Regions from separate parts of the Mus musculus genome. Here region 2 is linked to region 1. The links are chromatin contacts, found by Hi-C or POLR2A ChIA-PET in ENCODE. All regions are on one chromosome and are shown on one strand. The core of a region is the stretch at or near the end of the contact, and the rest is flanking DNA. Distances in the headings are between cores, read along the strand shown. Region 1 overlaps Gm34119 (a long non-coding RNA gene). Region 2 overlaps Abca4 (ATP-binding cassette, sub-family A (ABC1), member 4).

Region 1 (7,407 bases), core at 3,327-5,826:
GTGTATCAGTAATCCCAAAGGCAGGAGGATTTAAAGATTAAAAGTCTGTCAAAAATGAACTGAAACCAAACCACCAAAACCAAAATGACAGAGTGACACAGAGAGAGAGAGAAAGACACAGAGAGAAAGACACACAGGGAGATCAGAGGAATAGAAAGAGTTAAGTTTCAGAACTACTAAGAAAGAAACAGACTCAAAAAAGACTTAATCAAAACCACTTGATTATTGATCAAAACCATTGATCAAATAGCCATGCAAGGCACGGTGGCTCACACCTTTAAAGAACTAGAGAGGCAGAAGCAGGTGGATCTCTCTATATTGGAAGCCAGCCTGGTCCACGTAGCGAGGTCTCAAACAAAGCAAAACCAAAAACCAAACAAATAAGTGAGTAGGAATTACTACATTAATAAGACTACTTCAGAAAGTTGGATTTCAGTGACTAGAAAAGTGGAAAATGGTGCCACTCAATAAAAGAGTAGGGTTTGAAGATAGGGCGAAGAGTGCCGACACTTACTATAGACTGGATTGCCTGCAGTTGGTGATCAAACGTACAATCAAAAGACTCATCAATTAGATGCAATGATTTAGACCTGAGGTCTATTTGATACTTAGGTCAGCACATAGGTATATAGATTGGGCATGTTAGTGACCACTAGCAGTGGTAAGAATACCCCAGGGACGTAAGAGTATAAAGGACATAAGATAACTGGAGTCTGTCTCCATGATAGCCTTCTTGTCTACCACCTGTGCTGGCCCAGTTTCAATGTGAAGAAAGCCTTGTAGGCTTCTCTTTTGTTAAAAAATGATTTAAAATTGTATGAGGGGAAGTGGGAAGGATAAAGCTGAGGTTAGAGATCATTAAAGAATAGCGGCAACACACACACACACACACTACACACCACACACACACACACACACACACACACACACACACACACACACACACATCCATGGTTCTTTATCAGTGTGGGACAAAAGGCAGAGAAGATGAGCGGTTGGGTTATGGCAGTATTGGGATTTTTTTTTCCCTAATAGACATGTAAAAGAACGAAAGGGAAAAGAGATGAAGAGGAAGGTCTCTTGTTTCTAAGTTGCCTGGAGAAGGAAATGCTAGCAAAGGGGGTTGAGAGGTAAGTGACATCTAGATGCTCGATGCCTTTGATACAACTAAGATTCTCAGTTGCCAGAAGGTTGTGTTTAGATGGTGGAATTCAGGATTGCAGAGATGGAACAGTTCCAACTGACGGTAAGACAGAGAACAAAATCAAGGTTACAGGCTACTAAAATTAACAGACAACAGGAAAAGATTATGGATGTGTGCGTCTAGGATGCTTGGGCATATTTATAGGCTGATGCAAACAGTTCGTCAAAGCGGAGGAGTCAACAGGAAACAGATGAAATGCCCGTCAGGAGACTAACCCAGAATGCTGTATTCTGTAGAGTTAGAGGTCCACATTAGCATTAGGAGGACAAACTACTTATGATGGCGTAGTAACTATATAGAGACCCAATAGAGGACTGTAGAGTGCCCAAGGGTAAGAAAAATGGAATGATTTCCTTAATTGTGTTTTAAAAACTAATCTATTCTTTGACAGGTTTTTGTGTGTGTATACACATAATATTATACATATATACACATTTGCATATGTGCATATACATGTATCTAAGTAATATGGCCACACTTACCTCCCCACCTTTCTTTATCCTCTTCCCACCCTCGCCAGTTCCCCTCCTCCACCAAGTCCCCACCTTCCTTCCCTGTCTCCTTTTGTTTTGTTTCTGTTTTGTATTTTGTGACCCCCTGAGCTTAACCGGGGCCACCCATGTGGGGCATGGGTGTGGAGCTATCTGCTGGGACACAGATAACTCACCCGTGGCTATACCGCTGAAAAAGAGTTGAATGGAAGGAAAACATTTATAGAACTCAGGAGCTGGCTGTCTTGAGAAGACAATAACTTGGGTCAAAGAAAACTCAGCCAAGCTAAGGAGACATTTCAGGGAAGGTTCCAGAGGCAAATATCACCTCACACCCTTCTCTGTCCAGATCTGCTGCTGAGAAGGGCTGTAAAGGCCTGTCTGTGTGTGTGTGTGTGTGTGTGGGGGGGGGGGTTCTGGAGAAGAAGAGAGAAGAATAAAAAGATGGCATTAGATAGGTAAACCATGGACCTTGGTGAGATTGGAGGGTGGGAGAGACAGGCCACAGAAGGGCAAACTGATAGTGAAGATTTCTAAACAGGGGAGAGAGAGTCAAAATTCAAGTCTTAGATAAATGAACAGCATAGAAGCACAAGAGGTAAGCTAGACCTGTTGTGAATTCTAGCAATTCCACCACGTGAGAGGCCATATGCTCAAAGTCCTCCTGGGCTACACAGTGAGACCTGTCTCAAACAAACAAAAAGCAGAAAGAAGAGAAAGAAACAAATACTATGAGAGAAGAAGACAGAAAACACATAACATTCACAAACAGCTTTGCAGATTCCATTTTGTACAAAACAAAGAACATCCATAATTGAAGAGGTGGGGATGAAGATGGCGATCTGCTTCTGAACAGCGGGAGGACAGAGGTAAATGTCTGATGATTTTCTTGGAGAGCATGCACAGAAAGGCCTCCACGATCATGAACCCTGGGCAAAATCCGTCTGTCTTTTGTGTGATTGTTCTCCACTGTCCCTTGGCTATTCATGCTCAAGCAGGGAGACCACAGCTGGTTGATGGTGGGTTCACAAACCTCTAGAATTCTACTTCCTCCTTTGAGGACTAGAAAGGCACACATGCGGTGCACATACATAGATGCAGACAAGATATACACACATAAAATAAAAATAAATAAATCTTTTAAAAGTCAGCTTGTCTTTGGCCCTCTTCAGCTTACGTATTCTCAATCAGGACTCTCAGCTCTTCTCCTCTCTGAACCCCTCTCCTGTTTCCTCCGTTCTCAGATACTTTCCTGGGAGTTTTATTTATTTGTGTTTATAACATTTTACACAAAACAAGTAAATGATTCTTTAAAAATCGTCTTTGCTTGTTTGTTCCACCCCAGAGAATTCATAAAAATACAATGAGCCATGAGATAACAAATTTCTATCGGCCGGGCGGTGGTGACACACGCCTTTAATCCCAGCACTTGGGAGGCAGAGGCAGGCAGATTTCTGAGTTCGAGGCCAGCCTGGTCTACAGAGTGAGTTCCAGGATAGCTAGGGCTACACAGAGAAACCCTGTCTCAAAAACCAAAACAAACAAACAAACAACAAACAAACAAACAAAAATCTATCCTTATGATTCAGAACCCGTGAAGTGAACTTGGTGTGGCAATTCCTATCTGTCATCCCTGCCTGCATTTGGAAGGCAGAAGTCAAAAGACCATAAACAAGTTTGAGGCTATCCTGGACTATAGTGCGTTCTAGAGGAGCCTGGTCTACCAGAGAGAACCTCTCTTAGAAAACCAAAACCAAACAACAGCAGCAAAAACAAAACAAAACAAAAAAACAAGAAAAACAAATACATTGCCATTTGTGACAAGAATAAAAATCTAAGGAAACAGAAAAGTAGAATTGGCACCCATATTTAATCTCATGAAACCCAACTCATAACACTAAGTTGATGGAAACAAAACAAATACAGCATTAAAAAAAAAACCTTCGAAAATAATAATAAAGCACAAACACAGGGCTTCTGAAACTCAGCCACGCCACATCCTCTGCTCCCATTTGGATGTGACACACTGTTTTAAATGGCATTGGGTGGAGGCCCAGCAGGAAGGAAGCATCGGATATTGCTGGAACATATCTTTGTTTGAGCAACAGCTAAATGAGAAAGGTCACCATTATGCTTTGCTTTCAAACCCTGGGTCTGTTTTGAAATTAGCTCTGAACATTTCACCACAGATGCTGATTTATAATCACTGAAGCTCATAATCCCAAAGCATTCATCGTTTTCCCCCTCCCTCCCCAGCGAGGTGAGGAGGGTACGTTTATTTCCTTGCCACTGTTTGGATCACAATATGTCAGGAGAAGGTAAAATGCCCTTCATTTATGAACTTCAGAATTCCCGGTTATACAAAATTGCAACAGTTAAGTTTAAAGGACATCTAGCTTTCTAATTTCCTCTGTAATTGGGGGAGGACGGGGGATGGGGACTTGTTAAACTCATTGCCAGTGTTGGAGATGCAAGGCTCTTTAGCTATTGTTTCTCAACATTTATTGCATTCTTGTGCTGGATCAAGCACAAGGCCCGGAGATCCTAAGCCAGGCTAACTTTCTTTTGTGCAAACCGGCAAGTCCTATAAACTCCAGAAGCCCTCCTCCCAGGAAGGGCCGAGTTCCACCAAGAACAGTAGAAGCAGCTCTAGCACACATTCCTGGCACAATTTGGGAAGGGAGAACAGAAATCTAGCAAATCTCTCCGTTTATATTTTTGGTTTTCCCGGTTGGCCCCGCTGCTGTATTCCCATGTCTGGAGCACGTCCCACTGTGCGAACTGGAGCTCTCAGAATAAACGTTGGGAAAGGCTGGGTCCACCCTCCAGGGATAAGAGAGCCAGGGAAGGAGGAGGAGGGGGCAAAGGAAAAGGGAAGGGGACTCTGTCTTCCTGTGTTTGGATGACCTTTCCCTGTGTTTATCTGGAGAGACTGGGCAGCCACACTGTGTTTGGTGTTAGGCTGCCATGCGGCCTAGTTTTATATGGGCAAAGGACTTTTGTCTTCGCTTAGAAGGAGTGGGTTTAGCTCATCGAAAAACAGAGACAACAAAAAAGTTCACTAGGGTAAGGGCCTAAAAAAAGAAATTGTTTTCTTTAAAAATGTTTTTCTAAAATATTTATTAATTTATTTGAATGTGTATGGATGTTTTTCCCTGCATGCTGTGCACATGTCTGATGCCCACAGAAGCCAGAAGAGGGTATGAGATTCCCTGGAGCTGGAGTTACAGATGGTTGTGAGCCACCATTTGGATGCCGGGAATCAAACCTGTGTCCTCTCTAAGAATGATTATCCCTAATGGACTAGCCATACGTTCAGCCACAAGAAATCTTCCTAAAGGTTCACATTAGCTTGTGTCTAGCCGGTCCCCTCCTGTTCACTGAGATGGATCTACCTGTGTGTCTGCCTTCCTGCTAAGGCGCGGCTGAAGAGTGTCTTCCTTGGCCCAGATCTCTCCAGATCCTTTTTAGTTTAGTTAAACCTATTTAACCATTTCTTTATTTAGAAATGGGTCCAGCTACAGAGCTCGGGGTTGACCTTGAACTTAGGACGCTTCTGTCTCAGTCTTCCAGTGTTAAAACTGCAAGTGTGCGCCATCAGCCAAACCTTCAACTTTTAGCATCTATGAATTCCACAAAACACACACATGTACACATGTACATAGCGTGGGCCTATCATATTCATAAACCAATACTTAAAAGAAGAAGAAAAGCTGGAGAAATGGTGTTAGATAAACAATAGAAAATCCTCCTCCAATGGCCTCCTTGTGCCAGATGTGGTGACCGGCCCTAGACCTACATGGAGCCGGCTACACAGGGGGCGTGGACAGGCGGGAAGCAGCTTGCAGCAGATCTTTGTGCTCTTTCTTTAGCTGGCTCTGTGATTTGGACAAGTTATCTTCTTTAGCAAAAAATTTTAATGAAATATTTGATAGAATATTATCCAGGTTTAAGTGGGGAAAACAATTCCAAGACAGGCTAAAACACACATGACTATTGAAGGCATCCTAAATGAGATAAAGCAGTCATAGAAGACACAGACTGTATGGCTGTCCTTCTATCAAGTGGCCAAATTCAACAGATAGAAAACCCAACACTTGCTAAAGGTCAAAGGGTAAAGGAAATGGGGGGGGGTCACTGTTTAAGGGGCAGAGGTTCAGTTCACAGGGGTCCAGTTTACAACAGGAAACGTAATATGTGGAGATGACACCTGCATAACAATGTGAATGTAGCTGATACCCGTGAGCTACACTCTTAAAAGCCAATTATTTTAAATGGCAAGTTAGCAAAAACTTGTATTTTATTATGATTTTTTAAAAATGCTGCAGATAGCCTGGTACACAGCATACTGTGAACACGTAATGAATGCTCATAACACAAAGATCACTCCTCCCCGAACAGCCCCAAGGGTGGAACACCCGCAGCTGTGCGCTTACAGCAGCTGAAATGGGGCTTGAAGGTGATCACTTGCTGCCTAGTAGTTTCAAATATTGCTTTGATTACATTAAACTTCTGTTCAACAATGTAAGAGTGCTACATATCTCTGTGGTAGCGCTTAGATGCTGCTTGGGGTTACATTTCTTATTTGCAGGCTGAAACAACTGCAATTTCAGCTTCATTCCAGTTTTGAGGACATCCCTCCATTCTCTTATCAGCGGTGGCTGCTGCTGTCGCCGCTGCCGCCGCCGCCACCACCATCACCACCATCACCACCACCACCACTCCCTTGCTCCCAAGCAGCAAGCCTAGGGCCTCTCACAGGCTAGCCCCTCTTCTGTGTTCTCTGCATTCATCACATATGCTGATTTTTCAGATGGGTTAGAGTGAACACTATCCATTACGACCCATTTTGCACGTAGGAGGAAAACAAAGTAACTCTTCCTCCTCCTTCTCCTCCTCCTCCTCTTCTCCCTTCTCCTCTTCCTCCTCACTCCCACAGTGTCTGTCATTTGAATGCAATCCATACTGCGACTGCTTTAGTAGTGTTATCATTCCTGCTATTCATGTCTTAACTTCCACATCCAGCTTCTGGAGACAGCGATTAGTTCTTTAGAATCCCCTTAAGACCAGTTTAGTGTTGCATTGAGTAGCAACTTGCTAAAAACCCTTTAATGATGCTGATGCAGGAAATACGATTATGATGAGTGGTCCACACAGCCGTGATTCAGATTGGAGGCCAAACAACAACCCATGTATCATTTTCTTTCTTTCTTGTTAGAAAAGATGCTGGAACTTTTTCCTCATAGTTTTAGGTCAATTGAGGACATAAGGTTTCCTAGTCAGCAGGAAAATAAAAAAAGATCAAAGCTGGTCACAAAACAGATCTGCTGGTGGGCCTGTGTGCGAGGTAGATGTCTTTTACTGATAAAATTCTGAGGATCAGAAACAGGCAAAGGTGTTTATAGAGCCAGCAGAGATGAGGCCATGGGGTTTTTTCCAAGAACATCTTAGAAAACATAAGAGGTCATTTCAGGTCTGCAAACCGTGCCTGGTGCACAACCGTTTCATCTCTGCATGGGTGCGGGGAAACTCAGGTCTGTCCACCTTTCCCAGTGACACAGAGCCACACTTTCAACTCTGGCTCAATGGCTGCTCCTCTGGGAGATGTAGAAAGCAGGGCAGAAGCTCACCAGGAAGGTGATCCTGCTCAGGGGACTGGGACTGGGCAGCTAGAGCCCCTGCACACCAGTATATCCTCAATAGTGACAGTAT
Region 2 (7,407 bases), core at 1,241-3,740, 210 kb before region 1:
GCTTGCTCAGCTTGCTTTTTTTTTTTCTCCTCTTATTTTTTTTTAATTACGTATTTTCCTCAATTACATTTCCAATGCTATCCCAAAAGCCTCCCACACCCTCCCCACCACTCCCTTACCCACCCATTCCCATTTTTTGGCCCTGGCGTTCCCCTGTACTGGGGCATATAAAGTTTGCCTGTCCAGTGTGCCTCTCTTTCCAGTGATGGCCGACTAGGCCATATTTTGATACATATGCAGCTAGAGTCAAGAGCTCCGGGGTACTGGTTAGTTCATAATGTTGTTACACCTACAGGGTTGCAGATCTCTTTAGCTCCTTGGATACTTTCTCTAGCTCCTCCATTGGGGGCCCTGTGATCCATCCAATAGTTGACTGTGAGCATCCACTTCTGTGTTTGTTAGGCCCCGGCCTAGTCTCACAAGAGACGGCTATATCACGGTCCTTGCACCAAATGCTTGCTAGTGTATGCAATGATGTCATCGTTTGGAGGCTAATTATGGGATGGATCCCTGGATATGGCAGTCTCTTGATGGTCCATCCTTTTGTCTCAGCTCCAAACTTTGTCTCTGTAACTCCTTCCATGGGTGATTGTTTCCATTGTTGGTGGGATTGCAAGCTTGTACAACCACTCTGGAAATCAGTCTGGGGGTTCCTCAGAAAATTGGACATAGTACTACCGGAAGATCCCGAAATACCTCTCCTGGGCATATATCCAGAAGATGTCCCAACCGGTAAGAAGGACACATGCTCAGCTTGCTTTCTTATAGAACTCAGGACCACCAGCCCAGGGATGGCACCACCCACAATGGGCTGTTCCCTCTCCCATCGATCACTAATGAATAAAATGCCCCACAGGCTTGCCTGTAGCCTGATCTTACGGAGGCATTTTCTCAGGTGAGGCTCCCTCTTCTCCAGTGGCTCTAGCTTGTGTCAAGTTGACATGAAACCAGCCAGTATACAACAGGGGTTTCTGACAGATATTTTGTTTTCCTGTGGTGCTGGGGGCAGAACCCAGGGTGATGGATGGGCCAGGCAAGTGCTCTTCCAATGAGCCCCACCCCTGCCCAGGAGTATCTCAACTCCAGCTCACTTACTGATGAAACAGGATGTTGTGTTGTGGACACATGCCCAGGCTCTGCCGTACTACATCCAGGTTGGTTTCAATGTCTTTTCCCCCAATGAGCACAGTTCCTGACGTCGGTGGCAACAGTCCTGTCAGGATGGACCTGCCGAACACAGGGTTAAGTGGCAGAAGAGATGGTTGTTAGAACTCACCAGGGGATGAGGGTAACCCCATACAGGGTCAGAAGGATGCTTGTAGTGACACCTGCCCTATCTCTCTATCAAACTCAAACCTGATGTAGCTGAGGGGCCCAGAACATTTCCACACAGGGTTTACTTAGCACCAGTGCCTTGCTTCAAGTCCTAGTGCCTAGACCACAAGGGCCTTCTTTCTCTACTTTTTATTTCCAAGTGTTCCTGGGCCAGTATCAAGAGCCTCGGGGATTCCCAGACTCAGACACCCCACCCCATCATCACCCAGCCATCATTGCAGCGGTCAGTTGTAGTGCCCACTGGATGGCCACTGTGGTGGTCAGTTGTGGTGCCCATTATGACTGTCTGTCAGAGTGATATTCACGGATGTGGTCAGCTACAGTGTTCACTGTTGTTTTACTCTGTGGTCAGCGGTAGTGTCCACCGTGAAGGTCTGTCATAGTGGTTGCTCCGTGGCTATTGATGTGGCCAGCCATTGTGGCCACTGTCGTAGTCACAGTTGTGGTCAGTTAAAGGGATTTAGGACCCAGCCCCACTGCTTTGCCTGGGCGTGCAGCCCTTGACAGTGGAGAAGCAGGGTTGGTGACTCTCCAAAGCTCAGTTGATGCCAGTGAGAAGCTGGGCAGCCTGTCTGCTGACTGGCTAACACAAACAAATTCGTTTGGGAATTCCAAATGTAAAAATGTGAACAATGTTGTGATTTCTCTTTTCTTTCTTCAATTATACAAAACATGTCTCCCACCTGCTTGGGTAGTTGTCTAAGTTAAGTGAATCGAACATGCTTGAAAAACAAAACAAAACAAAAACAGGCCCCAGCACAAAGTGAAACTTAAAATGTTATGCTATTCCCAGCATTAGGACAGCGCTTGTGTTCCGACCCCAGTGGAAGTTTAGTTTCTGCACTGAGTGAAGTAATGTGTTTGTCTTCTAGAGGTCCTGGGGTCTCGAATGGAGTTTCCTGTCCTCCCACCACGTGAGTTAGCAAGGAGATAGCCTTAGGATGCCACGCCCAGTTCTGTCCCAAGTTCTGATAAAATCGCATGCTATCTGAACCTGTACTTCGAAGCTGAAATGTTGATCAACCACTAGAGGGAAACAGTACCAAGCCCAATGGCACCAGCCCCGCATTCCATTCCCATTGAAAGGCCCGGGAGCACATTCCGGAGCAGGGTGTACACTGCTGTTCCTTCCCGGGGCTCTGCAAGCCAAGGATTTGATGGCTGCTGTCACATGGCTTGTTGACCCCTACCCCTCCTCCACCGGCCCATCGGCCCATCGGAGGTCTGCACCGGAGCCCTGACTGCCTGTTCTCAGCAGGTGGCGCTCGCACCCCTTCCAGAACTAAAGGATGGATGGAGGAGTCCACCCAGAGCCTCAAAGCTTCCTGCCCTTGGCCTTCTGCCAGGCAGCGAGTCTACTTCACTGTTCTCCCTACACTTTCTCAGAAAGGTAGCCATCCCATCAGAGGTCCCACACCAGCACTAAAGCATCCTAATTATTAATTGGTAGGAAACGGAGTGCTACATAAAAATAGCCCGGGGACATGGGCAGCCACGGCTTTTTATCCTCACCGTGGGAGGTGTGTGTGAGTGTATATGTTTCCACCGAAATTCAGTAAGGAAGAACAGAGTGGAGTTATTGGGGAGAGAGAATGAAGCCGGGGAATGATAGGATGGGAGACAGCCTCTCTGGCAGAGAACTCACAAGGTGGTGGTCTTTCCCGCTCCGTTGTGACCCAGGAACGCCGTGATTTGGTTCTCATAGAAAGTGATGTTCAGACGGTCCACAGCTGGCCGGCCACTGGGCTCAAAAACCTTCACCAGGTTCTTCACACACACACCAGGCACCAGCCCTGGAAGCTCGCGTTCAAAAAAGGAGTCTTGGAGGGAAAAACACATTGTAGAAACACCACATGTTAATGACGCCGTGCTTCATGAACACACTGCTTCCTTCAGACCTGTGCTCTGGCTGTAACTTCACCTGCCCATGTGGCTGCAGCTTTGTGAAGAAGATCAAAACAGGAGTAGTCATAGTTGCACTGGCCATAGATTTCACACTTACTGTGAGTTAGGCACTGTTTCCAATGTTTCCCAACAAATCCCTCACTTCACACATATAGTCCTATAGGTAGATATAACTAGGCTCTTTTCAATAGGTTAGAAAGCCCAAGACTGAGAGACATCAAGTGTTCTATCAAGGCTACATGGTGTACAAGTGGCAAGTATGGGCCCAGGGTCCATACCCATCTGAAATAGCTCCTGTCTATTATTGAGTTAACCCCGAGTTCCGTCTTTGCTTCAAGGCTCAGTCTATCGGATCTTCATAGGTTTCTGGCACCAGCCCTGACTCCTCAAGCCAGGACAACCTACTCTTCCTCATCGTAACTCCTTCCTCCCCATGCTCCGTGCCCTTTCCAGTATCAACCAACCTACTCTCCCCCTCCCCGTGACCCCCCACCCCCCACCACAGCATCTTTTCCGAAGTTCACTTATAGAGTCAAGATTACTGTCAGAGTATTAAGTCTAATTAACTAATGGTCCCTTGCTCTGTCCCCAACTCCCGTTGCATTGTCTGCCTGTGTCTCCTGGCCACAACTAAAGCTGAAATGGAACCTTATCATACCACTCTGGGAGGAGGATCTTCTAGAGTTACTTTAGCCTGCAAACCAGCTCTGTGAGGATTCAGGTCTCCAACATCAGCTTTGCAAAGTGGTACCTGAGGGGCGCCTAGAAGCTGGACCCTCTCGTGCCAACATCAGGCTAAATCGGAGTCTGTGTGCCTCTCTAAACCCAAGCCATGCATACAGTCAGGGATGAGAAACATTAGGAGAATTAGTTCAAGAGTGAGGACAAAGCAGCAAAGGCCAGGGAAAGGAGTCTTATGTACCCTGCCCATCAGCCCGGGCGTGATTAGGTAACTTCCACCACCAGGAAAGGCTTTTGATGCTTGCAGTGAATGGGCTCTGGGTTTGTAAACCTTGAGTGAAGTGCAGTCAGCTCTGCTAGGCTCTTTCCCCTTACGGAACTTATTTTTGTCTTTCCTTGTAGCTCATATCCGCTTCAAGTCCCAGTGACCCAAGTCATTGTTCTGACTAAATCCTCGGAAGTCAGCACATTTGTGCGATTCCCTTGGGATTTGCCTAACAAGGGCACAAACACACTACAGACCTGGGATCTGCTTTCTCCAGGAAATATGCACTAATGTCTGGGTTGGACCATTCATTCCCCTCGTGTGCAGCTGGACATGAGATTTAACACCAGTCAAGAAAGGGAGTCAGCTTCCTGGCCTCCTTCATGTTGCTCGTCTTGTGGTTTGGCTCTGGCACTACTGAAGCTTTCCGTTCCGTTCTGCTGTCTTTTGGGATGGGGGTGGGGGGTCTTGGGGGGTTACCATTCATTCCTTCTGGGTGCTCTGGATCCTCCATCTCCTCTGTTAAGGGTTCAGTCTTTTCCAGAGCCCTTTCTTCTCTGGTCGAACAACCTGAACCAACCAGACGCCAACGTTACTCTTCAGGAGAGACAGGAGAGAAGAGGAGGGGCAGTGGGGACAGATGCATTTCCCATCACAAGGGTGGGACAGCTCCCTCCAGAGGTTGGAGCCATCATAGCTCTGAGACCCGTCTCCTGCATGGCCTCCAGCTCTGACCTGCTGCCCAGCCGTGAGGGACTCAAATCTGATTGTGCCGATTTCGCAGGGCCCACAGGGACTTTTTAAATCAGAACCTTGAAGCTGGAGAGTTTTGATTTACATTGTTGTTAGGGGGAACTGGGAATCAAACTAGGAACTCCCTGCTTGGTAGCACTAAGCCACATTCGCAGTCCTCGGCAATTCCTTTTAATGTGGCAGACTGCTCATGTCAGAAATTGTAATAAAAACAAAAACAAGCTGAGCAGTGCTCACCTTTAATCCCAGCACTTGGGAGGCAGAGACAGGTGGATCTCTGAGTTCGAGGCCAGCCTGGTCAACAAAGCAAGTTCCAGAACAGCAAGGGCTAAACAGAGAAACCCTGTCTTGAATGTTGTCCCCTTGAGGGGGTGGGGGTGGGGGAATCAGACAAATCAAAAAATCCATCGCAGGATTAAATTTGGAATAGGTTTGTTTTCTTTAGCCTACCACCTGGTCCTTTTTGCTCCAACTAAAACATGTCAGTCATGGGAGCCCTGAGCAAAAATCCACCTGTAGTGCTATGGTGGGTAGCTAGTTTAGATCTGAGCTGGAGAAATGGCTCCCTTTAAAAGGCCACCTATTCGGACATTCAGAAATCTTACGGTAATACCAGGGTGGAGCCTGGTGGGTGTATGCTATTCCTCCCCACACCCCCCCTACACACACACACACACACACACACACACACACACACACTCACCACAGATTTTATTTTTTAATGGCATTCGGTCTAAGGAGGTGTCAAGGACACCCTGGAAAAGGAAGAGGCAGAAAGGAGCCCCAGCCATAAAGGAAGCAGGAAGAAAAGAAAGCCACTAGCACCAAGCCCTTAGGGCTCTGCTTTAAGCACACATGGGGAACCACCAGGGAGTATCCTCAGTGCCCGACAGGGCCTCTAGATTTGCAGAATGTGGGAGAGCAGCAGGCTGAGGCTTAATGGTGAGAGGAGTGCTGTCTGGTGTACTTCTGTCTCCACTTCCTGAAGCAGTTTTGACTTTATTCTCCACAATTTCCGAGGTCAATGTGCCGGCGATCACACTGCCCGGCTATCATACTGCCCTCATGAGTAATACAGCAGCAAGAACAAATATCTTTTTAAATAACCACTGGAGTGACACTCTCCTCGTGAACCGTCCTCGGCTATTCTAGATTTTGCCCCAGTGTCCAGTGGGATTTCAACAGGAAATTGATGTTTCTGGCTCTCCATTTCTTCAACTATGAAGAGGGGAGTTAGGGGGGTGACTCAGCTGCTCTCTGATCTTAGATAGTGTGAGGGATTGTATTTATTCTTGCCTATGAAACAGGTGAGAAGTATTTTACGTCTGTCAGGAAAGTGTATGTGTCTCGTTTTCAAGGAACACGTTTCTCAAGATTTTTTTTTTTCTTGAATAGCAGAGTATCTCTTGGGATAGTGGGGTGGGGGTTGGGGAGCACATGAGCCCCTAGGTTCACTGACATTAGTAACATTCCAGGGATGTTAAATATGCTTATTTAAGAGAGGTTGATAACTTTGTTATAGTGGACATTTAAAAGTTTGTAGATAAACACAATGCACAAAACAATATAATGGGAAAATACTGGCCTGTCAAAGTAATGTTTGTGTGAACTATTAATATATATATATGTATATATATATATCCCCTCGGGGGTGGGGGAGACCCTCAAAATACCAGCCAAACAAAAATTTATACAAGCTTTTAAAAGGCTCCAGGTTAAATGCCTTAACCTGGTATTTAAAGTTAAAGGAAAACTAAATCCCTTTGTTAGTGCTTAAAGGCTAAATCGTGCCCCAGGCCCAGTAATTCAAAGTGAAGTGTGGACGGGGAAGGGTGAGCTCTAACCCTGGAAAGCAGGGGGTTTTCTTTCAGAGCCTCCCAGTTCTGGGAGAGACTGTAGCTTACAGCTCTAGAGAAATTGTTCTTAACCTGTGGGTCCAGGCCCCTTGGCAATTCTCTGTCTCCAGAAATATTTACATTACAACTCATAACAGTGACAACATTACAGTTGTGAAGTTGCATCAGAAATCATTTTATGGCTGGGGAGGGTCACCACAGCATAAAGGGATGCAGCTTTGGAAAGGTTGGCAGCCACTGATCTGGAGTTTCTCTGCCTTCTCAGAATTCCAAGACTATGATATGAGGTTTTCCTTCTGACTTCTAGAAAATTCTAGGCCTCCTGTTTTTTTTTGTTTGTTTGTTTGTTTGTTTGTTTTTTGGGTTTTTGTTTTGTTTTGTTTTGTTTTTGTTTTTGGAAGGAGGATAAATTGTACTTAGGAGGCATTGTCAGCCAATGTCCCTTTTGCCTTCTTCCACCATAAGAAAGCCTTGGAGATCAACCGTGCAGCCTCCGTCTTGGCTTCAAAGAGTGAATTACTGTGTGTTTGGAGAATGTGGGGCATCATGGCGGAGAAGAAGGAGGCAGCAAAAGCTGAAGGCAAAGCTCCCTTTGTGCCTCCTAGATCTCTG

What was found. A loop is a pair of places that touch in the nucleus more often than their neighbours do. ChIA-PET counts read pairs that join two places held with the same protein, here RNA polymerase II (POLR2A).
Region 2: a map of heart shows a loop between it and region 1 (10-fold over the local background). The contact joins two enhancer-like sites. A Hi-C loop is called at or near these places in 2 of 37 maps with a recorded cell type or tissue (both heart). POLR2A ChIA-PET finds 5 or more read pairs at or near these places in 1 of 5 experiments (Patski).

What each region holds. Positions count from the first base shown.
Region 1 is chr3:121,911,765-121,919,171 of GRCm38, reverse strand. All of the region lies in intron 1 of Gm34119 (a long non-coding RNA gene), which reads right to left. Among named protein-coding and RNA genes, the nearest start is that of Gm34119, 12 kb to the right of the region's middle. Within about 2 kb of position 4,576, at least 1 of the 3 ENCODE cell types and tissues checked has a DNase peak (open chromatin) inside an H3K27ac peak, as active enhancers do; it is heart, where a contact is called at or near this core.
Region 2 is chr3:122,117,379-122,124,785 of GRCm38, reverse strand. It overlaps Abca4 (ATP-binding cassette, sub-family A (ABC1), member 4), which reads right to left. Exons shown (of 50, transcript NM_007378.1): 18 at 4,667-4,756; 19 at 2,981-3,155; 20 at 1,096-1,227. The region is part of intron 2 of Gm40138 (a long non-coding RNA gene); the gene reads left to right. Among named protein-coding and RNA genes, the nearest start is that of Gm40138, 5.4 kb to the left of the region's middle. Within about 2 kb of position 2,490, at least 1 of the 3 ENCODE cell types and tissues checked has a DNase peak (open chromatin) inside an H3K27ac peak, as active enhancers do; it is heart, where a contact is called at or near this core.